Regions from separate parts of the Mus musculus genome. Here region 1 is linked to region 2. A link is a loop called in an ENCODE intact Hi-C map of the cell type or tissue named here. Cell type or tissue: left cerebral cortex. All regions are shown on one strand. Links, peaks and the distances in the headings refer to the core of each region. The heading gives the core; the rest is flanking DNA.

Evidence for each region. Hi-C counts contacts between places; a loop is a spot of excess contacts. Peaks named below come from ENCODE experiments on the same cell type or tissue, not always from the same donor. Only the 100,000 strongest peaks of a DNase experiment are listed, where the experiment ranks them.
Region 1: it touches region 2 in a loop (2.1-fold over the local background); 7 of 42 quality-filtered maps call a loop at or near these places.

What each region holds. Positions count from the first base shown.
Region 1 is chr3:101,563,641-101,579,005 of GRCm38, forward strand. Atp1a1 (ATPase, Na+/K+ transporting, alpha 1 polypeptide) reads right to left here. Exons shown (of 23, transcript NM_144900.2): 21 at 15,354-15,365; 22 at 13,279-13,370; 23 at 12,579-12,944. The coding sequence ends at 12,916. Among named protein-coding and RNA genes, the nearest start is that of Atp1a1, 33 kb to the right of the region's middle. In left cerebral cortex, for the core only: a CTCF peak has its summit at 8,531; DNase peaks (open chromatin) are centred at 7,322, 7,470, 7,963, 8,194 and 2 more places.
Region 2 is chr3:101,497,652-101,513,016 of GRCm38, forward strand. Gm40109 (a long non-coding RNA gene) reads right to left here and starts at 10,195. Exons shown (of 2, transcript XR_867517.1): 1 at 9,686-10,195; 2 at 4,276-5,008. It overlaps Gm33162 (a long non-coding RNA gene), which reads right to left. Exons shown (of 5, transcript XR_867519.3): 5 at 13,904-14,436. In left cerebral cortex, for the core only: CTCF peaks have their summits at 8,703 (motif pointing right) and 11,429 (motif pointing right); DNase peaks (open chromatin) are centred at 8,722 and 9,889.

The sequences.
Region 1 (15,365 bases), core at 3,833-11,832, 65 kb after region 2:
TTCAGCATAGATGATAACCTCTGCATATCTGTTATATAATCATCTATGTTTCTGAGTCCTGTCAAAAATGTTTTTAATTAAAAAAAATTTAAACCACACACAAACACAGAAAGATGTTCATATTGCAAAAAATACATTGAAATTAAACAAAACAAAACAAAACAAAACAAAACAAAACAGCCATCAAGGGAGCCAGAGAGACGGATCAGTGGTTAAGAGTGTGTACTGAGCTTACAGAGGACCCAGCTGGGCTCCCAGACCCCACAGAGCAGTTCAACCATCTGTAACTTCAGTTCCAGAGGATTCAAAGTCCTCTTTTGGCCTCAGTGACTCTGCACACAAGTGGATCACAGACATACATTCAGGCAAAACACTCATGCACATAAAACAAAAATAAAGAAATCTTTTTAAAGAGAGAGAGAGAGAGGGAGGGAGAGAGAGAGAAAGAGAGAGAGGGAGGGAGAGAGAGAGAGAGAGAGAGAGAGAGAGAGAGAGAGAGAGAGAGAGAGAGAAAGAACAAATCACTTGTGCCTGTAAGTACAGGAGCACTGATGCCCTCTTCTGGCCTCCATGAGTATCTACACACATGTGATGCACATAACTTCATACAGGCACAAGCACGTGTTACATACATATATATTTTTCAAAAAGATTTATTTATTTTATGTATGTGAGTACACCGTAGCTGTCATCAGACACATATCTGTAATTGGACCCCATTAGAGATGGTTGTGAGCCAGCACATGGTTGCTGGGAATTGAACTCAGAACCTCTAGAAGAACAACCAATGCTTTTAACCACTGAGCCATCTCTCCAGCCCAGGTACACATTTTTTAAAAAAGATAAGTATCAAAAGATAAATTGGTTATCTGCTATGATAGGACACATAGCACAGCACTAGAGGGCTTGCTTAGCGTGTGTGCAGTCCTGGATTTGATCCCTACCAAAACTCAGCAGCTCTCCCTGTGGGAGTTGGGGAGACTACCAATAAGTTATAAGAAAAGACTGGGAGTTTGGCAAGATAGAGAAAAATATCAAAAAGAACTGGAGAAAGATTTGGCCTTCCCACATTCCTTCAAGCCCCCCTCCCCCTCCCCACCACCACTTCAGTCTAGCATGCATCCAGGGGAAGAGGTGCATTTACCAGGCAACCAGCAGGAGCTTCTCAGAAGCCACCATTTTTTTTCTCAAGAAGCCTCCTTCCAGTCCCAGGACACGGTTCAGCTCTTCCTTTAGGGGCAGCCTTTCACACGATTACCACACATCATCTTGAGGCATGATTGTGGCTCTGTCTTCCCCAGCATACTGAGTAGCAGGATTTGTGCTTCTGTGTTCACAGCCTATGACATAAGTGTACTCTGTAAGAGCTGTTTAGTGAGAGACAGTCCATGCTGGTCACTTGTTATCTGTGTCGCCTTATAGTGCTCTAAAGCAGGGAGAAGAAGTGCTTTCTCCATTTGACCAACAAGAGAACGGAGGCCCAGGGAGGCCAAATATCTTAAAGTCACACTATCAAATGGAAGTAGAGCTAGGATCCAGTGAGTTCATAGAGCCAGTATTCTCAGTCACTGCACCTTATTGTCTTTCGGGAGGGATGGAAGCCACTGGAGTTGAGAAGCCCTGGATACTCCCAAGCCAAGCAGTGTGCTTGATGATGTACGTTCTGGGTGTTGTGTGGCTGAGAAGGGAGGCCATGATCAGAGACATTGAGAACGAAAAGGATGAGTGTAGTGCAAATAGCTGCAGGTGGTCTCTGTGATGGTTTGTATATGCTTGGCCCAGGGAGTGGCACTATTTGGAGATGTGGCCTTGTTAGAGTATGTGTGTCACTGTGGGTGTAGGCTTAAGACCCTCACCCTAGCTGCCTGGAAACCAGTCTTCTACTAGCAGCCTTCAGATGAAGATGTAGAACTCTCAGCTCCTCCTGCACCATGCCTGCCTGGTTGCTGCCATGCTCCTACCTTGATGATAATGGACTGAAATCTCTGAACCTGTAAGCCAGCCCAATTGAATGTTGTCCTTCTAAGAGTTACCTTGGGGCTGGTGAGATGGCTCAGTGGGTAAGAGCACCCGACTGCTCTTCTGAAGGTCCGAAGTTCAAATCCCAGCAACCACATGGTGGCTCACAACCACCCGTAATGAGATCTGATGCTCTCTTCTGGTGCGTCTGAAGACAGCTACAGTGTACTTACATATAATAAATAAATAAATAAATCTAAAAAAAAAAAAAAAAAAAGAGTTACCTTGGTCATGGTATCTGTTCACAGCAATAAAACCCTAACTAAGACAGTCTCCAAGTGATTAATGGTCCAACCCAAACAGCTTCCCTAAACTGTTAAGGGGCTGATTGGCTGAGGTTCAATAAAGGTCTCTTCCCTTCAATCTCCCCACCAATTTCTTTTCCATTTTGAGACATGTAGCCCAGGTTGGCCTCCAACCTTCAAGGATGACCTTGAACTCCAGATGCCTCTACCTCTGTGTCTCAAGTGCTTCCATCACAGGTATACTCGAGCACCTGCAGCTTCTAAACTCTTCTTAATCACTGGTTCTCAGTTAAGGGTGATTTTGTTCTCTAACAGACATCTGGTGATGCTAGCACACATCTGGTGATGTTAACACATCTAGTGATGTTTAGAGATAATTTTCACAGTCACAATGTAGATGAGGCTATGTGCTGGTCAACCTTAACTTGACTGTCTTGAGACATGGGTAGAAGATTGTTAATAAGACATCTTTGGGTGTCTGTGAGGATGTTACCAGTGGGGGTTGGGGGTACTGCTCTAAATGTGGGTGGCATCATCCTCTAGGCTGAGAACCCAGGTGGAATAAAAGAGGAAGGAAGATGAGGCCCCATAGCAGAGCATGCTGCTCTTTCTATGACTTGGTGGCCATGAGGCCAAGGGTGGAACAGTTTTGTTCTCTTATGCTCTCCCATCACAAACACTGCCTTGCTACATGGAGCCAGCTTCAGGAGGAATGGAACCTCTGAAATGGTGAGCCAGAGTGAAACTCCCTCCTCCCCCATCTCTCTCTCTCTCTCTCTCTCTCTCTCTCTCTCTCTCTCTCTCTCTGGTAAACATGGCATGGGATACAAGAGGAGAATCCTCCACAAAGATTTTTCCTCAAATTGTAGAAAGGCCAAGACTGAAAACACCTCCTCAAGCCATTCTTTCTTGTTTGTTTGTTTGTTCTTATGTTTTGCTTGTTTGTTTAATTTTTTTGCCTATTGAAAATAGAACTTTAGCTGTAGCATGACAAAGACACTACCAACATTTATTGAATATTAATCTTTATTTACTGAGTGTGTTATGATCAATGCGACTAATTCTTCCATGAAGGATATCACATTAGGTACCACTGGATTTGAGAAATGACAGTAGTGTAAAATATAGTATCCACAGTTAGCACACACAGTAATGAAATGAAACAAATGATTATACCCATTTCATACACAGTTACATTGTTAAGACAGGATCTTAATGGAGCCATTTTCATGGTAAAATAATACCCTGCCTTCTAAACCACTTGATGAATAATTGGCAAAAGTCCCAGTGGTATAGATTTAAACAAGACCAGCAGACCCTATCCCTCTTTTGGGAGAAATATTTAAATAGAACTCAGGTAGTTAATTATGCTTTAAGGTAGCTTAGATTGCCATGTGTTAAAATTCTGGGTAGTGTATTACCACACAATCATACCCAACTTAGTAAGCATGTTGGTTTATTCAAAGCTGGCTTGCTATTTTCTCTCCCATTATTTCTTACCTTCTTCATTTACAATATAGTCACATACACTGTTTGCTAGACTGCAAAATGCCAAGTCCTGTTGATAAGGAAATGGGAATGGGAAATTTTCACAAGATTCACTGTAGGCACAAGTCTTTTGCAACCTACTTTTAATAAATGTTCAACCTTTCCTTTTGCCCACCACCCAGCAGAGGTGGTGGAAAAGAAAAGTTATTAGGATACGGGGGAAGTAGACCTGTTTAGCAATAGTTCTTTGGGGGTGAACTTGATCTTCTTTCTCAGCAGTTCAGACCCATAGAAACACCAAATATGACTCAGTAGCTACAGAGCAGTCCTCTAGGCAGGCAGACACCACACATGAACCAACAGCTGTGTTCAATCCGGAAAAAACTGAAAGGCTGACAACTGGCCTGAGGTGAGGCTGCAGAAGCAGCAAGCTGCTGCAGGGACCCTACAAGCAGTTCTTGGGAGAGTTTCTCTCAATGGTGACATTATCACAAGTGGATCTCAACAATGCTATATAAGGTGAACCAACACATTTGTGTCATTATTAGTGAATAATATTGAGGCAGACCAAACCAAATGAATGCTCAGTGCTCATCTCCCATTGTCTGTGGGGTCCTATTTATACTCCTTTATCACAGGTCCTTTCATGTGTCCACTATAGCAAAACATCCTTTCTCCTGTGTGGCCCAACAAACCATCATTTGATTCCAAAGAAACTAGAAATTTCCACTTTAATCCATGTGACAAGCTATGGGTACCAATGGCTGTGAAGAGGGAGAATCAGTATTCTCCAGAGATGGGCTTCACCATAAGTGACCAGGCCTAAGGACATATGAAGATAGACACAGGCAACAATAAACAGATCCAGCATGTTGTTCACGTACACATCCCCATATTTCATATGCATACATATGTAATAATAATAATTATAGGAGGAGAGGTCATGTGTTTGATAGGGAGTAGGGCAGGGGATACAAAGTGGCTGTCCCGAAACTCATTATGTAGACCAATCATCTGAACTCAAAGTCATAAAGATATGGCTTTGTCTGTCTTCCAAGTGCTAGGATTAAAGGCGTGTGCTACCATGCCCTGAAAAAAGTCTAATTTTAAAAATATATATTATTTATTTATTTATTTATTTATTTATGAGTGGGTGTTCATGCACATGTGCCATAGCACATAGTGTGCATGCCAGGTGCCTCAGAGGTTAGAAGAAGGCATCAGATCTGGAACCAGAGTTACAGGTGGTTAAGAACTACCCTATGTGTGCTGGGAACTGAACCTGGGTCCTCTGTAAGGGCCACAAGTATTCTGAGTGGCTGAGTCATCTCTACAGCTCCCCTTACACCATTCTGTACATGGACTATGCATCTGAAATTTCATCCACTCTGCTTCCCCGAGTGCCAGTCTCCTAGCTTCCAGAGGCTCTGAGTACCAGGACTTGGCACACACAGGATGCTGTCGAGTGGTTCCTGAGTGCTGGGCTGGGCAGTCTCATGTCATGGCATTTATTTGATAGCTTGCTGCAGCCACCCTACTGCGTTTTCACTTTCTGGTGCTCAGTCCTATCCGTGTGCTAGGGGGTATTTTACAGCTGCTCTGGGGGAAAGCCCATTTTGCCCAGTCCATGGTATTTGACAATTTCCATCGTGTAATTATTCCAACCTTTGCCAGTTTTGCGTTACCAAGGTGAAGTTTGCTGGCTTGCAGACTTCCAGGAGTGCTGGACTCACTTGGAGAGCTTAGAGGAAGTTTCCCTCCCTGCCTCCCTCCCTCCTCCCCCCTCCCATTACTCTCCCCTCTCCTTTCCTGTCTCTTCCACCTTCCCTTCCTTGCCAAGGTCTCAGGATGTAGCACAGGCTGCATCTTGAACTTCCTATATAGCTCATGATAGAGAGCTTTAAATATGCAATTCTCCTGCCTCAGCTGCCTAAGTTCTGGAATTGCAGGTGTTCACCATCACACATAGCTAAGAATGTACATTTTCTAGCAAATCCACAGCTGGTGCTGATACTGGAAGATTAGATACAGTTTTGAGAGCATTGCCTTGAGGCAAAGGCTCTTAACATTAGCTTTACATTAGCTGCAGTCCCCTGGGAGTGTTAATAGTTAGTTTGTTTGTTTTCTTGTTTTTTCGAGACAGGGTTTCTCTGTGTAGCCCTGGCTGTCCTGGAACTCACTTTGTAGACCAGTCTGGCCTTGAACTCAGAAATCCGACTGCCTCTGCCTCCCAAGTGCTGGGATTTTAAAGGCGTGTGCCACCACCGCCCGGCTTGGGAGTGTTAATAGTATGATGCCTGGCTTCCACTTTTCAAGGCTAAATTTCTCTGTGTGGTTTCAGGGTACAGTCAAAGAGGAACCTGTGCTAAAGAGCACCGCTGTTTACCCCACCACTCAGCTATTGGGTTTTGTGACGTAAGCATCATTCTAAAGGTACAGGGGTTGAAGATGAGGTCCATAGCTGATGGATCCAGTCACTAAGATCCAGACCCGAGGACTCTGCCTTCATCAGTCAACTAATCTGCCAATGGATTTGGAATATGGTGGTGTTCTGGAGAGGCGGTGAAAACTTCCAGACATGGGACCTAATTGAAGAAATAGGTGACAGAGGATATATTTTCAGGGGGTATATGTTGCCCTGCATCTAGCTCAATCTGTATCTTGTCAGCTGAGGAAGGCTGGTTTGATACTAAGCAGTTCCCTCTGTGTGATAAGAACACACCTTGACCTCTGGCCCAGAGCAATGGAGTCAATTGGGAACTGGAACCCTGAAACCATGAGCCACAATAATATGTTTTGTACAGTTACGTGGAAATATGAGATGATCCTCTCAAGACAGAGGGAGACTTGTTTTGTGTGAAAGGGCGTCTTAGGCAGGGTTTCTATTGCTGTGAAAAGACACCATGACCATAGCAACTCTTATAAAGAAAGGCACTTAGTTGGGGCTGTAGTCCACAGGCTTAGTCCATTATTGTGCCCTTAAGCGGGCTAAATCAGACCTTGTTTTGCACAGTTGGACTAGCCCACCTAGGGTGGAGTCTATTGTCCTGCCTTGTCTGCAGCTTCCTGCAAGAAACCACTACCTGCTGAGCAGCTGTGCTTGTTTTCCTGTCAAGATCTGGGCAACTTGTGTGTGTGGGGGTGGTGGGGGGAGTGGGGGTGGTGGAGGTGGTGAGGGTGGTGGTGGATGGGGGGTGGTTCCCCCCTTTATATTCGGCTTTAAGAATTAAGCATCTGGCTTTGATCAGAAACTTTGTCTCGGTCTCATTTTTTTCTTGTCCATCCTTCCCAACCACCCCCAGCTTTCCTTTCAGGAACCCAGTTCTCTTGGCTGCTGGTGGCTACACATTATTGTTATGGTGATGAGCATGGTGGCAGGCAGGCAGGCAGGCAGGCAGGCAGGCAGGTAGGCAAGCAGACAAGCTGGAGAGGTAGCTGAGAGTTCTATATCTGAATTGGCAGGCAGCAGGAAGAGTCAGCCACTGGGCGTGACTTGAGCATTTGAAACCTCAAAGTCTGCCCCCTCCCCCCAGTGACACACTTCCTTCAACAAAGCCACACCCACACCATCAAGGCCACACCTCCTAGTAATGCCACTCACTCCCTCTGAGCCTATGGGGCTCGTTTTAATTCAAATCTGCACTAAGGGCTTGTGGTTGAGCAGAGGAGAGATGCATGTGTTAGGCTAGCTCACATCCCATTGCCTCCAAGAGTCCCTTGACTGAACCTCCAGGAGGTTGGGAAGTGTGATTCAGCCGGCTGCTACAGAAGAACAGGGATGAGACTTACTAAGCAAGCGACTGTCTGGTTGCCAGCCTCACTGCTGTCTGGGAACAAGCACACCTTGGGCAGATCTTCAGCTGGAAGAACCTACAAGTACTGGTGCTATGTTAGAGTGTAGGAGAGTTCAGATGTAGGGTGAGCGTGCTGGGGTAAAATGACCAATGGTGATTTGAGATGTTTTTACATCCATGCCCACGGAGCCTATGTCAAAAACATGTTTTATAGACAGCACTCAATACTTTCCATCTACTCAAGTCACTAGCCTTTCCAGACTTGAGTTTCTCACTGTGGAGGTCCACTTGCATCAGTTCCATGGGATTTGACACAATAAACCACCACGGGCCAAAATACCACGGCCTGCTGCAGGCAGGATTAGCTGCTCAGTGGGTGTTGGCTTCCCTCCTTTGTGGGTGCCAGTGCTCTGGAATGGAAGCAGATGGCCTGGGGATGCACACACACACACATACATGCACACACACACACACACACACACACACACACACACACACGGGGTGAAGAGCTGGCTTCGAGGCTTTCGCTGTCTGCTCTGGTGGGGGAGACACCCCAGAGAAGCCTCTTACTATAGTAAGTGGGGGTGTGTGTGTTCCCAGGGCAACAGGGTGGCACCCATGCCCTTCCTGTCTGTCACGCCAGGAAAAGTTTTAAACCTTGCCGTAGGTTTTTAATGGAGCCATTATTCATACTATAAAAGGATTCCTCGCATACTGAGCAGGCTCTTTAGACATTTCTGCTTTCCTACACACAGATTAACTGCACTGAGTCAGAGCCCCAGTGTAGAAAGAGAAGGGAAGGGAGAGCAGAGGGGACAGGCCAGAGGGAGGAGGAAGGGACCTCTGTCTTTCAGAAAAGCTGGTCTGAAATCCACAGTGTTTAAAAAAACAACAAAACAAAACAAAAACCCACCATCACAAGCCTCGGCAAGGACAGAACAAAAATTGACTTCTAGGGACCAGTTTGCAATGCTGAAGCCCAGAAGCTATCCTCTGCAACCTGTAGGAGGAACCAGATCTGCCACCTTCTCTGGGAAAGCCTGTCCCAGACTGACTGCCCTGGGGTCCAATGGGAGAGGCAGGCCGAGCTGCTCCGATCATAACTGCCTGCCTTCACGCTTCCCGGTTACACAAGTTGCAGCCTGGTTACTCAGGCCCTGGGGGCAAATTCATGTGAATAACTGTTCAACAGGCTGTGCTCAGTTTCCAAGAAACTTGCTGTGCTCCGGTCTTAATGCCAGCTCCAACCTCCCCTGTTCTTTGTCCCTCATAAAAGCACTGCCCTTCTCTGGTCCTTGGCTTCAGCCCTGGCTCTCTACCACATGGTCAAAACTTTCCAAGCATCTCATATGCTAGAGACAAAGCATTAGCATCCCACGTGCCATGCCCGAGTGTCCTGGGTATGGGTTGGGAGGTGGATGTGTCACCTTCTGTCACTTGTCAGTGGCAAGGCACTGGGCACGTCACCTCACAGCTCTGAACTTCACGTTGTTGTTTGTTTTGCTTAGACCATTGCCCGGCTTGTGATAAATGTGATTGGTAGGTATTGAGTTCCACTAAGTAGAAACAGCAAACTTTCCCTAGTTTTATATTCAGTGAAACGGGGCTGGGGGAACTTTTATCTAACTCTTAGGAAGGCCCAGGCACTTGCCAAGCCCTCTCTGCAGGTTATTTGATCTTTGCAGCAACCTTGTGAGGAGTGTGTAATGGCCTGTCAGGGAGAGAGGCTTGTAGAGCCCGTGAATTGCCTAGACGGAAAGCTGAGGAGCCAATACCTCGATGCCTACCCAGAGATGCCCCCACCTCCAGATGCACAGGGGAGGGAACCTTTCCCATAGGGTGTGTGTGTCCAACAGGAGGCCCTGCCCCTGTGAACATCACAGCATGCTGTGTGTACCCCTCAGGGGACTCAGAGTGGTTTGGGGGAAAGTGTGAGCCCTCTCCCGGATTTGCCCTTTGTTTTCCCTTCTGAGCTACATGGCACTCTGAGTAAGGTCTCTGCCCTTCTCTTTGAGTGGAGTTCTGGCCGCTGTATGACTCGTCCTTTGTGAGGCACTGAGCTGAGCAGGGTTCACAGTGGAAGGTGACTACATAACACATTGGGAACTGTGTATGAGGCACAAGTCAGCGATCTGACAGGCCATCCCATCCTCACTGGGGAGAGAGGGACTCTTATAAGATCCTGAGATACCCAGATCAACGACAATGCTTCGGAACCCAGGTCAGCCCGGGGTCCAGTGCCCTTACTGATGCCTCTGTACTTCTTAGAGGAGCTTGACTTCTTCATGACTTTGACATGGTCCCCCACTCTAACTCTGTATCTAGTTCTAGACACCTGCTTGTTCTTCAACTCTCTGATTTCAAACTTCAGTGTTGAGATAGAGGGACCCTAAGTCACAGGCTGGTGGCAACCTGGGCACAGATCAGATAGGCTAAGCTCTTCCCCCTGGGAAGCAGTGGTACCAATGAGCATACACTTAAAAATTATAGCTGCATAGGCATTGTGCAATTTTCTATAGTATATACTGTAATTATGTGTATATATATATGTAATTATGTAATATATATAATTACGATATATAGTATAATTATATAGTATATACACACATATACACACACTCACACATATAGATATAAAAATGAGTTAGAAGTCATTCAATTACTAAATAGCTGTGCTTGAATCTGGGCTATCAGAAAACACCAAGCCTCTGACCTCAGCCGCCTTGTCCGTGCTCACGGCTGCCTTGTCGGCGCCCACATCCTGGTGATTGTCACAGCATGGTTAGAGGTCTCTATAGTTCCAAGTTTTTGGCTTGGGCAACAGGAGATGGATGCATCACAGCCCAGATTTTGTTCATTTTGCAGGTACTTAAATAGGTTTGCCTCTTAGGTAAAGCGCCTAATTTCCGAATACGTGAAGATGTCCAAGATGCAAGTGGATTTAGGGAGGAACGATCAGATTAAAGGTGGAGATGACCCCAGCAGGAATACAGAGCCAGGGGAAAGAAGGACAGGAAGCTATTCTTGTGAGGACCAAGGAGCAAGGAGCCGTGAGAAATGAGGGGCTTGAGTGAGCCGAGATGGCTGCAGGACAGGAGGTGTTCTGGAAGTGGTATGGCAGGTGGCGTGTGTGCTGCTGAGGCCAGGAAGGACTAAGGAGTGACCATGGCTGGATAGTCTGCTCAATTGATTTCAGATACATGGTTTCAGGGGGCTGCTGTCAAGAGGGAGGGGGGCGGGGAATGGAGGAATAAGTGTTCCAATTGGGAAGTGAGCAAGGAAAGAAGTCATGGTTCTCTTGGGGCCCTCATTTATGGCCCAGAGAAAGTGTGAGATGGCCACAGGGAGGGGTGGGAACTCAGGATGTACAGGGCCAACAAGACTCACTTTCAAATGCTGCAAGGACCAGTAAAGCAAGCAGTGTACAGGCCAAAGCCTTGGGGAGCACTCAAGAGGGCGGTCAGGGCAGGCTCAGATGCGCATCTGTAGGGCACAGACAGTTGGCTGGTCACTGACCTCATCTTAGGCACTGTTACTATGAGGGGTCAGAGAGATTCCTCATAGGCTCATGCAGCTTTAGTGTAGGGAGGAGTTAGAGCCTAGTCACCAGGGTGGGAAGCCCCAGCCACTAGGAGACTTGGTTTTGGCAATAGCTTGCCCTGAACCTCTGGCTACTTAGCTTCTTTTTCTACATTCAGTATTTGACTACCTACCCCTTATCCAATGATGAACAATCACTAAACAGAAAAGGGCAGAAATGTCCTGGTGGACAAGGGGGTGGAGCCTCAGAAGCCCTCCTCTCTCTGAGGTGCTTCCCAGATTAGAACAGTGGAGGGGCTCTGACTGGCAGCAAGCTGTCCTTCCAGGGAGGGCCTAAGGTATCAGGCTGAGTCAATTCCTTGTCTGTAAACACCCCTGACCTTCATCATAGTGTGTTGTCACTGGATAACACGCAGGAGTGACAGAAAATGAACAAAGTGTCATGGTTGGGACAAACAGGCTTGTGGTGGTCTAAGTTCACTGGGACGTCTCCCCAAGAGGATACCCTAGAGTCTCCTCAGCCTTGGTGGGAGCCTTCTAATCCCAGGGGCTCTTCTTTCCTCCCAGTTTCGATGTTGCTTTGAGACACTTCTTGTAGAAGATGACTTGTTTGCATGCATTGATCAGTAAAGAGCCCAAGGCAGGAGATGAACGATGGCTATTAAGGGGGCATGTGACATTTGCTCCCCTCACCCACGTCAGAGCAACAGAGGAACAGGATTGATGGGCTAGACTTCTCAGACACACACACAGATCATCTGGTGGATGAAGGTCACTATTTGGCACCAGAGGTGACCACAGCTCGTTATACTTCCCTCAGGAGAGGCAATGAGAGCCATGGTTAACAGCCCTTCCTAGCACTGAAGGCCCCTGATTGCAGTGCATGCTCCTCCACCGAGACCTGGAAGCACATGGAACCTTTCATCTTTTCAAGGCCTCCTGGCCTGTAACCACTTCCTGGAACTGCTGCTGGTGGCACTAACTTAGGGAAGGATTTATGGACGGAGTACCAGACCACACATGTCTGACAGCCACGTAGACTTTCCCATTTAGACAAACGGGCTCTGAGGCACTTGGAGTGGGCTGGATTTGGAGAGCAAGCAGGAAGGAAGGCCTGAGGGACTGAGATTTGCATAGGCCTTGGCTGAGGTCAGGAATTCACCTAGGTGAAGGGTTCTTCAAAGAAGCCCAGAGCCAAGGAACAGGTGGGGCGGTGGCTGCGGGAACCAGGGCACTGTCCAGGAAAGTGGGTCAGGGGAGCTCGTGGACCAGAAGAATGGGAACAGTTTCCTCTTGGCCCCTGGCTCTCAGATGTGGGTGTCAGTCACCTGGGGAGCTTATTAACGCAGCTGACAGCCTTGTCAGGGCTGGGCTGCCTTTCCTAACAAGGCCCAGGAGATGCTTCAGAGCTGACGGCCTGGGATCCACCTGGAAACACCGCACAGCTTGTCACATTCAACCTCTGCCACAAGAAACGACAAGGACTCAAAAGCAAATTCCGTTATAATAGCCATCTTTATTTGTAAAAATCCAGATATAAAACGTAATCTTTCAGTCTTTCCAGGTTTTCCTTTTTTACAAAAACAAAAAGGCACGTATAAACCTTGCCCGCTGTCGTCCCCGTACACGGTGTTTCTCAGGCAGCCCTCCCCCCCGCCCCGCCCCCCGTTACAGCTACATGCTTCATTCCAGGACGTCTGCATCCCCACATGCTTTGGTGCTTTCCTACCAGGGTAGAGTTCCGAGCTCCAAGACTTGAAGTACACAAAGAGGGGGTAGGGGTGGGTGCAGTGTGTGGCACAATGTTCCACGGCGTGCAGGGCAGTGGGCTAGTAGTAGGTTTCCTTCTCCACCCAGCCTGAGAGAGAGAGAGAGAGAGCCATAGGTAGTGAGTCCTCTTTTGGGAAAAACCAGGACAGGGACTCGCTAAGGATAATCGTGTGTGTGTGTGTGTGTGTGTGTATACACGCTCGCATGTATGCATATGTGTATCTGAGACCTCAGATGTAGCTAATTAGCTCTCTCTAAGAATATTATTATTATTAGGTTTATGTTAAGGCTTTCTCTACATTTGCCTTGCACTTTTTAAGGTCTTAAAAACCACGGTGTGTTTCTACCTTAGCACAGTTGTGTCCGTGGCCGCGTACCTGTGACCTGACGGGAGGAAGTCCAGCCCTGCCTGTCCCACTTACCGCCAGGGCGCCGCCTGATAATGAGCTTCCGCACCTCGTCATACACAAAGATGAGAAGGGAGTAGGGGAAGGCACAGAACCACCATGTAGGTCTGCAAATGAAATCAGCACTAAGTCAGACACACATGGAACCATTCAATGGGAGACAGAGAATGCGTACATCTCCAAAGTGTCCGTCCCGGAAACCATCAGGTAGCTGACCACATGGATTCATTCACAGAATTAAAAACAACCAACCAACCACCTCCCCCCGGCAAGAAAACCCAGTAGAAGCTCTATTGCTAGCCCCAGAGCCAGAGGCCAGCCTACATTTCATGCAGGAAACCCGTCCACCTTGCGCTTCCCTAGGAATCAGGTTGCATTTTCTGTTGACAATCTGAGAGCGCCTTGAACATTTTCCTTCTTCCTTTCCTAAAGTGCTTAAGTCCCCAAGTGCATTTTTCTCCTGCCTTCGCATTTGCAGACAAAGCACTGCCAGTCTGGGCCAAAGCCAGTTTATTCAGACCCTGATCTTGGTCTCTGACCATGGAGTCAGGGAGGACCAGCTGAGCCCTGACAGATGACAAAGGTCTTCAGAGAGGGAGCCTGGAGAGGCTGCCACATGGTCCCCAGCAGAGACACAGGCTCCGGGTGGCCTCCCACAGGCACCAGGTTTCCTTGACTACGGGCTCCTGGATAAACAAAGGAGGAAGGATGCCCTGCCAGCTCTGTAGTCTCCGCCCTTCCTATGTGCCATGAACAGCAGTGGGAAGATGACCTCAGTGCCTCAGCCAGGAACAGAAGCCCTGACCAAATGGAGAGAAGCTGACAAGTCAGGTCACAAAAGCGTCAAGGTGCCCAGAAAATGGCAATGTCCTGAGGCTCTGCTCTTCCTTGTTGGGATTTGTCAGAGGCTGTGTGGCAGCCTGTGACCTCTCTGTCCCTCTCTCATTCAACAGGGCTCTGGCCAATATAACCCAACTTGGACACTTCTTCCATCTTTTAATCTATGCAGGGTACTATGGAACCTCTCACAGTGACCAAAAAAAGCCATAAAGATTATTATCAGAAGAGCAGAAATAGCAACCCCAACAGAGATGCTGCAATGACTTCAGCCCAAAGGGACTATCAGGATTGATGGGTTGGGTGGGACCATCCTTACCAGAGATGTAGGGAAAGAGAGAGGGCAACAGTGAACTGACCTACTATGGCCTTGGACAGGCTGTGAGACACATCCTGGAGGCCTGCCCCACCTTGCACCATAGACTCTGCACTTGATGAGGCCAAAGTGTTTTAATTCTAAGATGAGATCAGTGTATGGAAGTGTTGGCAAGAGGCCAGGAAGAGAGATGGTCCAGATGAGTCTGAGCAATGACAGGGCCAGGTGGAATTCAAGAGACTGACGCTCTCAAAGGATCTGATGTTGGAAGAGTGTCCTGTTCTGCAACTCCACATGTTTAATCGAGTTGTAACTGCTCAGCCTCAACCAGTTACTGGACAGCAGCAATTGTACGTGGAAGTTTCCACTGCCTGCCAGACTGGATGGTGAGCACTGCATATAAAAACCAAGACCTAACAAAAGCGCAAAGTCATTCGCCATGTTTAAGGCTGGGCTGCTTCTCAACACAGAACAGCTTGGGAATTTAGTTTCTAAACTACGCAGCTCCACTCACAACGGACTGTGAGGTCAAAGGAACCGTGAGTCCTCTCCAAACTCCTTTGGAGTCTCCCAAAAGATGGAGAAGTGATAATGTGACTAGGAGAAGCAAACAGGACTTGAGCCTGGGCCTCCAAGACCTAGACTAGCTCTAGGTGGCTCTAAGGACAGCTGGACTTTACAGCAGAGGACCTGAGGGCTCAACAGTCTGCTGTTGAGCAATTTCAAGGAAGCAGAGCCTGTCAGTCTCACCTTTAGTCAAATCCCTGGCCTGGCAGGTCTAGATTTGCCGGTCTGGTTTACTGGCAGGTCTGGCTTCCCTATCTTCTAGTGCCGAGGAACCAGTACATACAGCACTCAGAAGCCAGGCACACGGCACAAGGGAAAAAGCCACACAAACTATGTCCACATCTTCTGGAATGTAAGAGGCTCAACTTACTTGAGGGGATAC
Region 2 (15,365 bases), core at 4,501-12,500:
CTTTCAGTGGGAGACAGGTGCGGCCTGTCAAAGCTGATGGCTGATGAGCCTCGGGTAAGGAAACATTTGGCCTCTGCCTGTCTTGGGCTCTTATTGGGCATGGAAAGGCTCTTCCTTTATTTCAAACACCAGCCTGTGGCTGTCTCTAAGCTGGTGACCCATCTTGTGGTGAGCTACATATCCTGAACTGAACACGGGACTTGGCAGTTTTGCAGAGGAAGCCTATGGCTTCTTATGAAATTGCTAACCAGGCATAAGACCTGGAAGATCTTTTGCTCCCTGTGGCAGGCTATGGCATGCTTCCTTTCTCTTGTACACTCAGGGTAGAAAGCTAATAAGAACTTAAGAGTCATCACTGTAACATCTGCCTCATGACTGGAGCTATAGAGTCCAGTTAGGAGAGAGGAAGCATGCGAGGGCTTCCTCGGCTGCCCCTGCTCTTCCTGAGCAGGCAGGGGACCCACTTTCCATCCAGGCTCTGGGTAACAGGGCAGAGGAAACAGGTGGGAGAAACTTTATTCTGACCTGTCCTAAACAGAGTCCTCCCAGCCACCACAGGCCACAGTAGACCCGTGTGCTTCACGGTTGCTAGCCCAGGCTTGAGCTTTGTGAGGCCTTTGCATGGCGAGGGTACCTTCAGGTTTCAGAAAGACTTCCAACCGCCTCCCTCACTGAAAGAACACTTTGGGTGGGGAAAAAGCTACCTGTTATATGCCGCTGTCTTAACCAGGACTCATGGACACACTAAGCCCACACCTTATCCCCATGCCCTGTCCTATGCTCTGTCCCCACAGGTCTCGGGCTTGCTGGGTTGAGTGATCATCTTCTGGTGACATCCTGAGAAGTCCTAGTATGAACAGACAGGTATGGCATAGGGTGCCCTGCTCCCGGGGGTTCTCCTAGACTTCCTTCCCAGCAGTGACCAGGCCCTTGGGGTCATGTCTAGGCTGGTCAGTTGTGCATGTCAGAGCCCAAGCTGGAAGAACCATGATGTCAAAATCGATGCTTCTCTCTGACTCAGACGATGAACTCTGTGTGCACATCAGGACACACACTTCAGGACACACACTGAGCCTTAGGTAGGAAGTGGTTATACAAACGAGGCATGCCAAGATGGACGGGTCATTTGTGTAGAAAGCCATACTCAACAAACTCATTGTGAATGGGGAGGAGCTAAGCTCCCCACCCCCATCCCCAAGGCGCATAGGCAAGGTCATGGTTGCTGGGGGAGGGCCAATCATACTTCTCTGTTGTGGTGTAGCCATTGTTGCATTGTCCTTGATCAAGTAAATTCGTTCCAATGCACATGTAGCCAATGAGAGACCCCAAACAAACACATGAAAGTGTGAGGGGGTGTTAGATGGGAAGAAGGGGGTTGGGTGAGTGAGAAGAGATAAAAGAGAAAAATAGGAACATCGCAAAATACAGTGTGTGTGTGTGTGTGTGTGTGTGTGTAAGGATAAATACTTATTTTCTAAAAGCCACACTCAGGCTGGGGTTATAGTTCAGTGATTGGTAGCTCACTCATGGTGGACATGCATCAGCCCCAGGCAGTGGTTTGACTATTCCATGCTCTGGCTCTGTCTGGTACAGAGGCCTGTTTAAACAGTGAGAATAAAATGTGTCAGGCTGAACTGACTGACAAGCAGAATGTTTTATTTCTTTTAAGCTGTGTGTGTGTGTGTGTGTGTACCTTGCCTGCTCCTATCAGTGTTCCTCTATAGCACCCATTGTTCTTAACTGAGAGATGGATGCCTGGGCAGGAGCTGTGAATACTAAGAAGGGAGAGAAGCCTGCTCAAGGCCTGGAGTACTTGGTTGACCCCTGCTTCATCCCCCTAAAACTGGCAAGGGGCAAGGGACAGTTCTGGGCAGGGCAGTATCAACATCCCTTACTACCCAGGAAGGACTGGGGAGAGGACTGTGGTCTATGGCTAAAGGTGAGATAGCCAGCCGTCCCTGTGCCTTCTGGGTCTTGTTAACAAAATCGTGTGGCCGTCTTATGGTCTCTCGAGTAATCTCTCAGAATACATTTGCCAACCACTGGTATTTTGGTAATTTGGTATTTTCCATTATGGGAAGAATTCTACGGCTCAAAAAAAAAAGCATTTTCCATTCCTTTGGGTGTTTCAGCGTATGGCTAGTAGTTGCATTTGTTCATGAACGTTTATAGGGATTGTGTACTATCTAAGGCTGTAAGTCAGAAGTGTAAGCAGAGAGAGTTATAGAGGTGGAGGTGGGGAAACAGGAATTCTCTTGAGACTGGCTGGTCAAGTCTTCGTTTAAGAAAAGTGGGCTTCAAGCAGAGCCTGAAGGGCAGATAAACAAAAGAGGGCAAAGAGAAGATGTGTGTGGGAGAGACAGATTCAAAAGGGCAAGCATTCAGCAATGGCTAGGGCCAGCACTCTAGGAGGAAGCCAGTCACCAGCAGGAAAGGGCAGAGCTTTCCTGACACTGGGCGTGTGTTTGCCTGTCAACATGGACGCAGGATGGCATCTTCAGTGGCCAGACGTTCAGTGGCCAGACGAGCGCTTTCACTTCTGGGTATTTATATTTCCCCAGCTACAAAATAAGATGTGGTGATAAATGCTTATCTCAAGGGCTGTGGGGAGGATAGACTCACAAGTGACATCAGGCAAAACACCTCCAAAGGTAACGGTCCCTCCTACCTGTCTTAGTGCGTTGGAAATGTCACACTTGAGACCTAAGGGGATAAGGATCCATGTGCCCTTTACAAGTAAATACACAGACTGGTCAATGGACGGGGAATCTGTTCTCTCCCAGACTGTGGGAGAGTTGACGGTGCATACTGTCTCCGGATGTTTGATTTCCTGAGCCTCTCCTGAACAATGCCACCACTGTCCTGGCACCCTTGGCAAGCGGTCCCATGACAGCCAGGTTCTTGTCACATGTCATTTTCCTGGAGTGAGTCACTGGAGAACCGAGCTGTAGTCATGACCTTCAGCAGAGGGAGGTGAAAGTGGCCCGGAATGAACACAGAGTCGGACTTGGCTTCCTATTCCCTTCCATGGACATTTCGCCCCAGGCCTTGACCTTGCAACTCAAGAGAGTAGGACCCTACTATGAGTGGTATAAACTAATATCCTGCCTCTGACCTCCACACAAAGGGCCTTTGAACCCCTAAGATCTTATCTCTTCCCTTCCAATCTAGCCCTTGCAAGTCTGAGGGAGACTGGAGCTGTTAGAGTCTTTGGTCCCAAAGGGTAACCAGGAACACTCTTGGGTTCCCTCCCGAGAGCAAGCAGGAGTGACCAGACGGGGCAAAAGCTCAACTCTGTGGTCTGACTGCATGTCTTCCTTCTTCTAGTGTGGAAACATGCCATTTATTACCACAGACACAAAGCAGAGCTCTGCAGCATGTACGTCTGTGTGTGACTGTTATGATCTAGCTCCCAGGACGAGATGTGATCTCTGTGGGGGTGATGCCTTCCTGGATAGCTGTGTAGCAGGGGGAGAAGAGGTCAGCTGGTAACCAGGACTCGTGAGTCCATGCTCCTCTATCTGTGACCTTGGGATATGACCTTGTCCAATCTTCCTTCTCCGAGACTGAGGGTCCACATCTGAAAAGTGATTTGTCTCCATCACTGAATTGGAATATTTCCACCATTCCGAGCTCTAATTTTCTTGGCTGCTCAAACACAAAGCCTTAGAGAGAAATACGTAAAGGTGAGACATAACTATAACTGCATAGCTGTGAACCTTGCATGTGAGAGACAGAGCCAGGCTACCTATCGGGACCTCCTCCTCCCCCTCCCCCTCCCCCTCCCCCTCCTCCTCCTCCTCCTCCTCCTCCTCTTCCTCTTCTTCCTCCTCTTCCTCTTCCTCCTCCTCTCCTTTCTATCTCCTGCTTTCCCACCCCCTCCCTTCTTCCCCTTCCCTCTCTCCTTCCCTCCCTCCCTTCCTCCCTCCCTCCCTCCCTCCCTCCCTCCCTCCCTCCCTTCCTTCCTTCCTTCCTTCCTTCCTTCCTTCCTTCCTTCCTTCCTCCTTCCTTCTTTTCTCTCTGTTTCAAGACAGCATCTTGTGTAGCCCAAGGCTGGCCTTTGGCTCACTCAGTAAGTAATCAAGCATGATATTAAATTTCTGACCTTCCAGACTCCATCTCCTACGTTCTAGGATTACAGGCACATGCCACCTTGCGTACGTGCTGCTGGAGATTGAACCCAAGGCTACACTTATGTAAGTCGAGTATGTTATTAACTGAGCTATAATCCCAACCTGGTTCTTTCAAAAAGGAAAACAAGATTTAAAAAGTAAGTCCTGAGAGAAGACAGCAATCTTTATCAGTACCAACTCCATACCTCTCAGCTTCCCATCTCCCCCAAACACAAGCCCAGGAGGGACTCCTGTTGGCAGACCCTACATTTGTATATTCAAAAGGAGCTCAAATGCTTGTTCCCACAAGCTGTAAACAGCCTAGCCAACTTTATGAGTTCCAGCATACCCAGCAGATCATCCACGAGCCATGCACAATTCAAGGCTGTTTGACATTTGTTTCTGGTTTTTTCCTATGGCGCCCTGGCTTCACTCTGCACTCTGTTCTTCAGATGTTCTCTGAGCCCCCGAGGAGGCTGGCGCTAACAGTGCTATTACAGATGCTGCGGATAAGCCGGTGCAGCCTGCTCTGGGGAAGCTTGCCTTCTCCTCGTGGGGAACAAAGAAGTTCTTACCATCCCGCCCCAAGAAAAACAAAATGCAGCTTCCGGGAGGAGGAAGCTTTGCTGCTGAGCCTTGTGAGGTGGGTAGACTTCTTCGGAGTTTTTGCCAAAGGAAGAGAATGTGCCGAGCCCAGGGCAGAGGCACAGAGTAGAGATGCAGTGAAAGCCACTGGTAAGAACAAGTGTTCCTTTGGCCGAGCTTCAAGTGGAGCTGAGCTGAGCTATGAACCTTGGGCAGAGGCAGAGTCAGTGTCTCCAGGATTCCAGGACCTTGGACTTGGGGGCATGAACTGGCAGTCTCCACCAGAGCCGCATAGTGATGGGAGCCGGGTCCTGGGAGAGTAATGTACATCATGTGTGAAGTGGGAAAAATCCAGGGGACAGCACTACAGAAAATCCAGGCCTCTAGTCCATGAGGCTAAGGGGCCATCATGTTCAGTGGAGAGACCATTTAATTTGGATATGAAAGGGCCACTCAAAATGGCATGTGTGTGTATTAGGACAGTGGTCTCAGTTGTTAAGAACAAGTACTGCTCTCGCAGATGACCTAAGTTTAGTTCTCAGCACGAATATTAGGCCTCTCACAGACACCTGAATCCCAGCTCCAGGGTATCCCATGCCATTTTCTTGCCTTACTGGGTATTTGTAGGCACGCACATATAAACACACACACACACACACACACACACACAATAAATCCTTAAAACAGGATAATGGATTGGAGGCTTAATCCCTAGCTTGTAGCAATACCATGAAGTAATCAGATCTTTCGGGTACAATCTTATCAATTAGTTAATTAATCTCTTGATGAGTCATAGCTAAATAGACTGTTGGGAGGTGGGACCCATTTGGAGGGAGTGGGTCTCTGGGGGTGAGCCTTTGTAAAGTATAGCATTTCCCTCAATGAACCCTTGGGCTCCTCTACCCCAGTCTCTCTCCCCTCTCATTTTCCTCTCTTGTTCTCTACCTTCCCCACACAACCCTTCTTCTGTCTCCCTCCCTCTTCCTCTGGTTGGTTCTCTGTGCATTTCTTCCTGGCACTTCTGAAGTAAGTAGTTTTCCTCTACCAAGCCTTACCACAGAGCAAAGCAACAGGTCAGCTGCTCACACCTGAACGTTAACTTCTGAATATTAAGTTGTTTACCACAGTATTTTGCCAATCATGGATGGTGGCAAGAATTAGAAGGAAGGGGCAGCAGAGTGGTCAGCCCAAGGCAGGGAAGATGCTGCAGTTGGGACCTAGAAGCCTTCCCACATTAGGCTTGGTGAATGGTTTATCCTGCTTTGGGGTGGGACACTGTTGTGCAGAGGTTCCTGAGGGAGTTGTGAGCTGGCTTAGAGGAACTGACCTCCTCCTGTCTGCTTTACTCTCTAAGAGAACCCTTAAATCTTAGCCAGGCATATGCATCCTACTTGTATTTCTTATACCTACATGAAGACACATAGCTACATATGGCCATGACCTGATGTCTAGAAACGAGTATTTCCATAGACTAGAAGGCAGACTCCGATGGCTGGAGCTCCATAGCTATCTTGAACCATGAGGTAAAACTTCGTGCCTGGAATGAGGGAGCCATAGAATGCTGGTTCACAGTGAAGGAAGCTTTCCTACGTCTGGTCCACCCTGTTGAGCTCCTGACTTTATTGACATGGGCGAGAAATAACTGTCGATGCTGTTCATGCTTCAGTCTTCTCTCTCTGGCACCAAATTCATCCAGTCTTAAGTCTCTGTAACAAAGCACAGAGAAATGGGGACAGACACTCATCCAAACTGTCTCAGAAGAGAAACGTTTGTGTCCACAAGACATCATCTTCCACAGGTCTCAGCTCCCTAAAGTTCCAGTCACTCATCCAAACACTGAGGTGTGAGTGCAGAGTCTTGGAGGCGGGAGATTTACAGACTCGAGGCCACTGTGGCCTATAGACAGTTCTCCAGTTCTTCAGTGCACAACAAAGTCGTCCTCTCTTGTAGGAGAGCTCATGACCTTTATGTCCCCTTGGCTCATCCTCCTGGATGGACACTCCTCTCTGTTTCCCTGGATCCTAGGCAATCTGGTCCTACCTGATGTAATTGCTCTTCCAACTGGGGGCAATAGAATCTAAGGCAAAGCTGGGTATTGTACACACCTGTAATCAAGGTAGGAACACTGTGAGTTCAAGGTCAGCTTGGACTTCACAGTGAGGCTCCCCATCTCTAATCAAAAGTAGGGACACTGGTTCTTGAAGTTGAAATTGGATGTGTGCACTGCCTTTTGTGAGCTGGACCTTGTAAGTGACTAATGGCCTCTATACAGAAAATCTTTCGGGTTGCCTCTGAGGTTTGTACTGTTTAGCTCCTTAATGGTTTTTCAATTCACGATGCGGCATAGCGTGTGATCCCTGTGCCCTGAAGGATGCCTTGTTCCAAGTCCCGACTGAGGGAATGGAGGATGATGGCTACAGAAAGAACAGCCAAGTGTGGGGCCAGGGCAAACATTTACAGGTGGCAACTGGCTTGATCTTTATTTTTGTCATTGTTTAGAGACAGGGTCTCGCAGCATAGTCTTGTCTGTTCTGGAACTTGCTATGTAGACCAGTCTGACCTCAAACTCTGAGTTCTTTCTGCCTCTGCAGTGCTGGGATTAAAGGCATGTGCCACTACACCAGGCATGACACTGGTTTTTGGAGGGAGTTGGCAGGCTCTGTTTACAGAGCTTCTGAGGCTCCAGTCAATGAGTGAGAACATCTAACAGGTTCTAAGTGCTTGCTTCGGGCCTGGTAATGATGTCTTAGCCCTTCAATGCATCACTTGGCTGCGAGCACACAAGGTGGGGGACCTGGGAGCTGGAAGGGTGAGGCCATCTGCCCAGTGGCAGTTAGTATGCGGGAGAATTGTCACTCCAGTTTCTTACACGCGTTCTCACGACCGGCCAGGAAGAACACAACAAACCAGAATCTTCTGCGGCAAAACTTTATTGCTTACATCTTCAGGAGCAAGAGTGCAAGCCTCCCATTGCTTACATCTTTAGGAGCCAGAGCGCCAGAGCGCCAGAGCGCCAGAGCGCAGAGCAAGAGCTCTATTGTTTACATCTTTAGGAGCAAGAAAGCAAGCCCCAAGCCCCAAAGCCCCAAAGCGAAAGCGAAACCCCCTCCCTCTTAAGGAGAGTTATCCTTCGCCTAGGACGTATCACTCCCTGATTGGCTGCAGCCCATGGCCGAGTTGTAGTCACGGGGAAGGCAGAGCACATGGGGTGGAGAACTACCTTTGGCACATGCGCAGATTATTTGTTTACCACTTAGAACACAGCTGTCAGCGCCATCTTGTAACGGCGAATGTGGGGGCGGCTTCCCACACCAGTTCCCCCTGTTCCACAGCCCTCAACTCCACAGGAGTTGATTCTTAAGGACCCTGGAGCAGTTCCTTCCTTGTGAGCTCCCTCTTATCAGGATGGATGTTGCCGCTCTCCTATCAGGATGGATCTCTGCATTTCCTATGATAGGAGTCCCACACTTGGCGGTTGTCTAAGATCACCCCTGCCAACAGGGGTGCCATTTTCCATCTTGTCCTGGGGTCAGCTGAGGGCCTTGTGCATGCAGGCCCTTCTACCACCCAGCCTCCCAGGCTTCAGCCTGTTGGAAGGTTGACAGGGCTTCTTGCAGTGTTTGACGAATGAGCTGGAGTGGTTTGGGAGTTGGGGAAAGCTCTGACTTGGGGCATTTGCCAGTTTCCATCATGTAAATACTGCTGCTGAGACCCATTTCAAGCTGACACCGCAACCTGTAAAAATCCTTTATACGTAATAATTGGCAGTGGTGTAGCAGGCTCTGGTGGATCCGGGCCCAGAGACTTCACAGTCGAGAAGAGGGCCAGTCTGGGTCCGAATTCTGGGACCCCAAGGCCTTGACAAGCTGTGTTCTGGCCCCAGATTGTCAGCCTTCCAGGGCTCTTCCTTGTACCTCTCAAGGGTCCCATTGTAATGGGATGGGGGGGAGGGGCAAGGCAGACTGTGCAGGACTCCAGGAAGGAGCACAACCATGCGGACAGCAGGTGGCAGCACTCTCGTGGTCAAAGATGTGCATCTCCGCCTAATGAGGGGCCTTTGTTCTGAGCCAGAGGCTGTGTCACCAAGAGAAAGGCCCCACAGGGCAAGCTAATCAGCCTGTCCTTAGCTGACCTTCACCTCCCAGAGCCTGAAAGACAGGTCCCAGAACCCTGACAGAATGAGAGTCACTGAAGCAAATAGCGGACACACACACACACACACACCATCACAGGCACCCAGTGTGGTCAAGAAGAGAGCTGAATGCAGCACGGGTCTCCAGGCTTCTGGAAGGCAGTTCTCTTTCTCACCTGCTGTCATCGACACATCTCATTCATCCTCTGGGGTTCATTTTCTGCTGGGGTACCCAGTTGTTTTGTTTGCCCTGGACCGTCTGGACTAAATAAGCAAAATTCTTTCTCCTGCTCAACCCTACTGGGCAAATGGACTCTGTGTGTGTGTGTGTGTGTGTGTGTATGTGTTTCAGCCCTTGAATAGCATCTGCCTGACAGGGACATTGTAGCTTTTGCTGTAGGCATGGCCATGGAAGAGAAATGTCTAGGCGAGGTCAGGACTGGCCCAAGTCTACAGACAGGATTGGATGTCATTCCATTTTCAAAACTTGCCCCCTCCCCCCCCCCCTTTTGTCCCCAGAGGTCAGGGTCCAAACGCAGGAGAGGGAACCTGGAACAGTATGATTCCCCCTTCCCTATCTTGACCTCCCTCTCCATCCCACATATGCAGCCTGGATCTTGTACAAAGTCCATTGGCCATTTAGCTCACCACAGAGGACTCTCTGTTCCAGGGGAGAGTGCAGCCACTCACAGAGGCAAGGTATTGGGAGGTGGGGACGGCAAGGCAGGTTGGAACCTCCTCAGCCACTGAGGAATGGAGGAGGGGACTCAGTCCTGGTGTGGTGTGACATGTCAGCTTCTGTCACTCTGGTACCCTCTCCCCCTGTCCACCACTTCCTTTTCCTCTCAGTGCCCACCTTGTCCTGGAGACGAACTACAGCTGTGACGTTGCACGAAGGCAGGCAGCTTTTCTGAAACCAAGACCCAAGCACAGGATTCTTTGCTCTGCGTGTCAGGAGGAAGGGCAGCGGTGCGCCAGGGCTCACGTTCTGTACAGACTGTCCTTATCTAGTCTCCGGCCTTATCTCAGTTAGCTTTTCCTGGCACTCACACTGGTGGCCATCCTGGGCTTGTGCCAGTCCCTAGGAGCTCAGGCTCCCTCCCGTCACAAGTGTTTGTTCAGTCCCACTGGTCCCTTCCCTAGCTGGAGAGTAGCGGGCGGTTGGAGAAGCCACTGCCAAATGGTGCCCCTGAAACTTTGAAAGATGAGAAGAGGGTCACGTCCTGCCGAGTCAGGGACAGTCGTGACACATTCCAAGTGGGTTGTCAGATCTGTCACCCACCAGGAAAGAGTTGATAAGTATTTAGAAATAGACTTTCCATGGGCTTCTGGCTTCAACCTTCTGGACAGCCAACCTCTTCACATCAAAGTATGCAGTGCTCGTATTTCATTCCACTGGAGACGAGTTAATACAGGCAAAGCCCTGTTCTGGATAAAAATTGACTCTGCAGGTAACATCCTGCTGATTCTGGTTTTCTGACCAGCACTGGGTTTGCTGGAACCTGCCTTGGAGACTAAGAGCTCTGTGATTTTTTTTAAAAAATAAGAAGTACAAAGGCCCCAGGGGCCTGGGACCATGGCTCAGGCAGTGCTCACCTAGCAAGCCTGAGAACCTGAGTTAGATCCTCCAGCATCCACATAAACAGCCAGGCATGGAACCACCCAGCTCTGAGGAGGTGAAAACGGGAGGGTCCCTGAAGCTCATGTGACAGTCTTGTCAAATCAGTGAGCTTCGGGTTTAGTTAGAGACCCTGTCCCCCAAAAGAAGTTGGAGAGTATCAGAGTAAAATACCCAACATTGGCCTCTGGCTCCACACATACCTGCATCATGGATCCACACCCACACCCAACCCGTGCCACATACATATACCCACACACATACACACACACACAGAAGCATGGAATATTTTGTCTACAAGATAGTGGCCAAGGGGTATTAAATGTGTTGAAGAAAAGCTAGATCTGTAGAAAGGACTTCTTGCCAAATACACCAAACTTTAGGTTGACAATTCGGCCAGGATGCAATCTTCAAAATCTCAATGGGACAATGACAGCCCTTACTGGTGCCAGAGGTCTTTTGCTCCATTGCCATATTGTCTGCTGCTCCACCAAAGCTTCATGAAGGACACCTGGAAGGTGCCACATAGGTATGGAGACATCGTTGGTACTAACACCGTATATATCCTATGGACCCACCTATACATCTACCCTATGAGCCCCCATCTATTGACTAGAAACACAAGTTTCTCGAGCTGCCCATGGCCCAGTCACAAGCTGGGAAGCTAATGTATGGTGGAGGATGGAAGGAAAGGTCCCAAGAACCCCTGCAGTTTTCTTGTTTGGTTTGGTTTGAGACAGGGTCTCTATACACCCCTGCCTGTTCTAGAACTCACTATGTAGACCTGGCTGGCCTTGAATTCAGAGACCTGCCGACCTCTGCCTCCCAAGTTCTGGGATTAAAGGCACGTGTCACAATGCTTGCTGCTCTACCATTTTAAAATGTTTATTTATTTTATTAATTAATTTATTATATGTAAGTACGCTGTAACAGTCTTCAGACACACCAGAAGAGGGCATCAGATCCCATTATAGATGGCAGAGAGCCACCATGTGGTTGCTGGGATTTGAACTCAGGACCTTCGGAAGAGCAGTCAGTGCTCTTAACCGCTCCAGCCCCAAAATGTTTATTTTTAATTGTGTGTTTATGTGTCTGTCTACGTGCACATGTAAGTGCAGGTACCCACAGAGTTCAGAAGAGGCTATCAGACCCCTGGAGCTGGAGTTACAAGTTGTTGTAAGCTCCCCAGTGCTGGGAATGGAACTCAGGTCTTCCTGACAATCACCACAACTTCTTAACTGACGAGCCATCTCTCCAGCCCCTGCTCTGATTGGGGGGAGGGTAATTTTAATTAAATTATTATTATTATTGTTATTATTGAGACAGAATTTTACTCTACAGCCTAGGCTGGTCTGGAACTTATCATGATCCTCCGACTTCTGCTTCCCAAGAGCTGAGATTACAGGTGTGTACTATGGTATGTGGAGTGTTCAATCTCTGTCTCTGTAGCCCTCCCTCCCTCCCTCCCTCCTCTCTCTTGTATAGACAGGATCTAGCTATTTACTTCATAGTTTCAATCCTGTTGTCTCAGCGCCTTTCATGCTGGGATGGCAGGCGTGCACCACCATGGCCCATGGGGCCTTCCTTCTGCTGTTGCATTTCTAGGTGGCTGAGGGTCCTCTGAGCTACCTCTCTCCACCTCTGTCCCTGCCCTGACCCAGCCTGTCCTTTTCACCTATCCTGCCACCTGCTTTGCAGTAAGAAACCAGAAACCCCACACTACTCAGAACATGGGGTTCTCTGGGTCTGCGGGGGGAGCTGTGCAGGGTGGTAGTGAGGAGCAGGAGGGAAAGGCTGCATTGCTCCTGTCCGGAGGACTCTAGGCTCCAGCTGTCCATGAGGGAGGGAACAGGCTTTTAATTGATAGGAAGTCTTGCTGCCTGGATTTACTCATCTTTCTAAGCCCTGCCCCCTTCTGTCCTGCCTGCTTCAATACCACCACCCCCTGCAACAGAGTTCACTGGGTGCTGGGCACAGAAAGGGACACAGCTAAGTCCCAGCACAATGAGACTCGTACTGTAATGTGTGGTGGAAATATATAAACCCAGTTCTGAGAATTAGAAAGTGTCTTGTTCCAAACACAAATGCTGGGGACTGATCCCCAGGCCTGTACTGTGCATGCCAGGCAGTTGCTCTACACTGAGTACTGGGGGTGACGTGGGGTTTCAGGATAGTAGAAACCGTTGCCTAAACAGGTTCCCATCCTATTGCGCTGCCTGTCCGTGGGATCCTCACAGGTGAAAGTCTACAGTGAGGACTGCTTGCCCCTTGGCACTCTTTTCTTCAGGGAAACAACCAGAGGCACAGGCAAAGGTTGTGTGGGTGGGAGTCAGGACGCGCCGGTGACTCTCTGGGACAGTCACTCCTGCAGTGGCCATGTGGAATCAAGTTTCTTTACCAGTGGCATTAATGTGGGCAGAAAATTAAATTTTGAAGCTAATTTTGGACATAATAATCTAATTAAAAATTTGCATCCATCTCATCGAATACAATTTAACAATAAAAAAAGACAAAATATTGACATATACTTATTATATTCAGCAACTTGGCAATTCTGTTGAACAAGGAAAGCCAGTCTCAAAAAGCCACATACTTTATGGCCTTGTTCTGTTATATTTTTAAAATGCTCAAATTCATCTGGAGATAAAGAATGAGAATCCTCTTAGCAATTAGGGATTGTAGAGAGGGGCTGGGTGTGGCTATGGGCAGCTGGCGCTGTGATGGTCCCAACAGCTGTGGATCTTGAGTGTGGTCACCCACTGCTAAACAGGTGATAAAGTCTCAGACAACCGAGCATTCATAGAGAGGAATGTGATGTGTACACGGAGTGTGTACGTGTAAGACTGGCTAGGTCAGAGTGAGCTGTGGACTACAGCAACATCTTTTCCTGATTTGCATAGCACGCTATAGTTTTGTATTTGTATTTGTATTTGTATTTATTTGAGGGGTTGGGTGAAAGATGTACAGGGACTTCTCTGTACTTTTGCATGTCTATGCTAAATACACAGAATATAAAACTTGCCTTTTTAGTCAGTTCTACATGCATAGCACCATCAATTGACTCTTGAACATTCCCCTAAAGGCCTATGTGATGAAGGCTTGGTCCCAAGCCTGTGACACTACTGGGACTTGGAAAAACCTTTGGGGGGGTGGAGCTTAATGTAAGGAAGTTAGGTTACTGAGGTGTGTCATCAGAAGGGATTCTGGGACCCTGGCCCTCTCCTATTTCTCTGTTTCCTGGTTACTATGAGGTGAATAGGTTTTTTCCTTATTTTATTTATTTATTTTTATGTGTACATGTGTTTTTGCCTGATGCTAGTAGAGGCCAGAGAGTAGTGGAGCCCCTGGAACTGGAGTTACAGAGGGTTGTGGGTCACCACATGAATGTTGGGGACAGAACTCAGGTTCTCCAGAAGAGCAGCCAGTGTTCCTAACCACTGAGCCACCTCTCCAGCCTCCTGTGCAGCCTCTTGCCATACACGCTCCTCATGTTCTATCTCTCCACAGTTCCAAAGCCATGGGACGAAGTGGACTGGTCTCTTGAAGGAAGCTCTGATGCCCTGCACTGTGCCCAGCCTAGCTTGGTCTTGGAAACCTGAGGGGGTGGTGAGGAAATAAAGGACGAACAGACACACATACAGAAAAGCTGGGATCAGATGGGCCATGTTCGATCTGATGGAGCATACTAACCAGGCCCAAGAACGCAGAGCCTTACTTTTATTTTTATTTTTTATTTATGTACAGCACAGGAAGAGAGGTCAGCTGGCCTGGTCGGAGGTCTTTCCGGGGGGAGGGGGGGACCAGTCTGAGGCTGCAGTCATCTGGAGGAGGAAACTGCTGCTCCTAGTTTTCACACACTGGTCAATGGGTTGTATGCACTCACACTTGAACCAGAGGAAGACTAGCCTGGTCTGAGGCGGAGTGTCCTTGGCATCGCTGAGCCTGTGTCCATGATACACATTACTTAGGGTATCCTTGGCTCCTCACAGCTGTGGAACAAAACCAACCTTCTCTTCTTATGATTGTCTTGGGCATTTTGTTACAGTAAAGGGAAGCCAACTGACATGGGTGGGTGGCAATAATATCTCCAGATTATTTTAAAATAAAGACTATGATGAACCATCTCCAGAACCTTTTAATCCCTCCATATTGAAAGTTCATAATCATTAAATCCTGTTTCTCTGTCTAACTCCTAACAGTTTTCTCTCTTTTTGATCTGGCCTCTTCTAGGAACCTCGTGGCTGACGTTTTTTTGCTTATGTTAATGTCTTTATGTTGTGGCATGTGTCAGAACATGTCAGCACACTGAAACCTGAGCCATATCCCATTGTGAATCTGCCATGTTCTCTATTCATCATCTCATTCATCTATTGATGTTCATTTTATTTTTACTCTTTAGATATTGTGATTCTTGTAAATCTTTTGCAATCTTTTGTGTACTTGAAATTGTTTCAAAATGAAATGTTAAAAAATTATAATCAGAAATAAATTTCAGGGGGCTGGAAAGATGGCTCAGAGGTTAAGAGCACTGGCTGCTCTTCCAGAGGTCCTGAGTTCGATTCCCAGCAACCACATGGTGGCTCACAACCATCTGTGATGGGATCTATCACCCTCTTCTGTGTGTTTGAAGACAGCTCCAGTGTATTTATGTATATTAAATAAATAATTAAAAATTATTTAAAAAAAAAAAGAAATTTCAGGAATTGGCCAATCCTTTCCTCTGCACATCACACAAACTAGGGCATGTTAATAATCTTTGTGCAATTTCCCATGACAGGTCATTTAAGGGCATGTGGAACTTGAATTTTTCATTCTGATTAGAGAAGCATATGTCCACAAGTGAGCTCGTGGAGTTCTGGCCCATGACTAGAGGCTTAGAGTAAGGAGAAGATGAAATCTAGGACCCTTGAATTTCAGT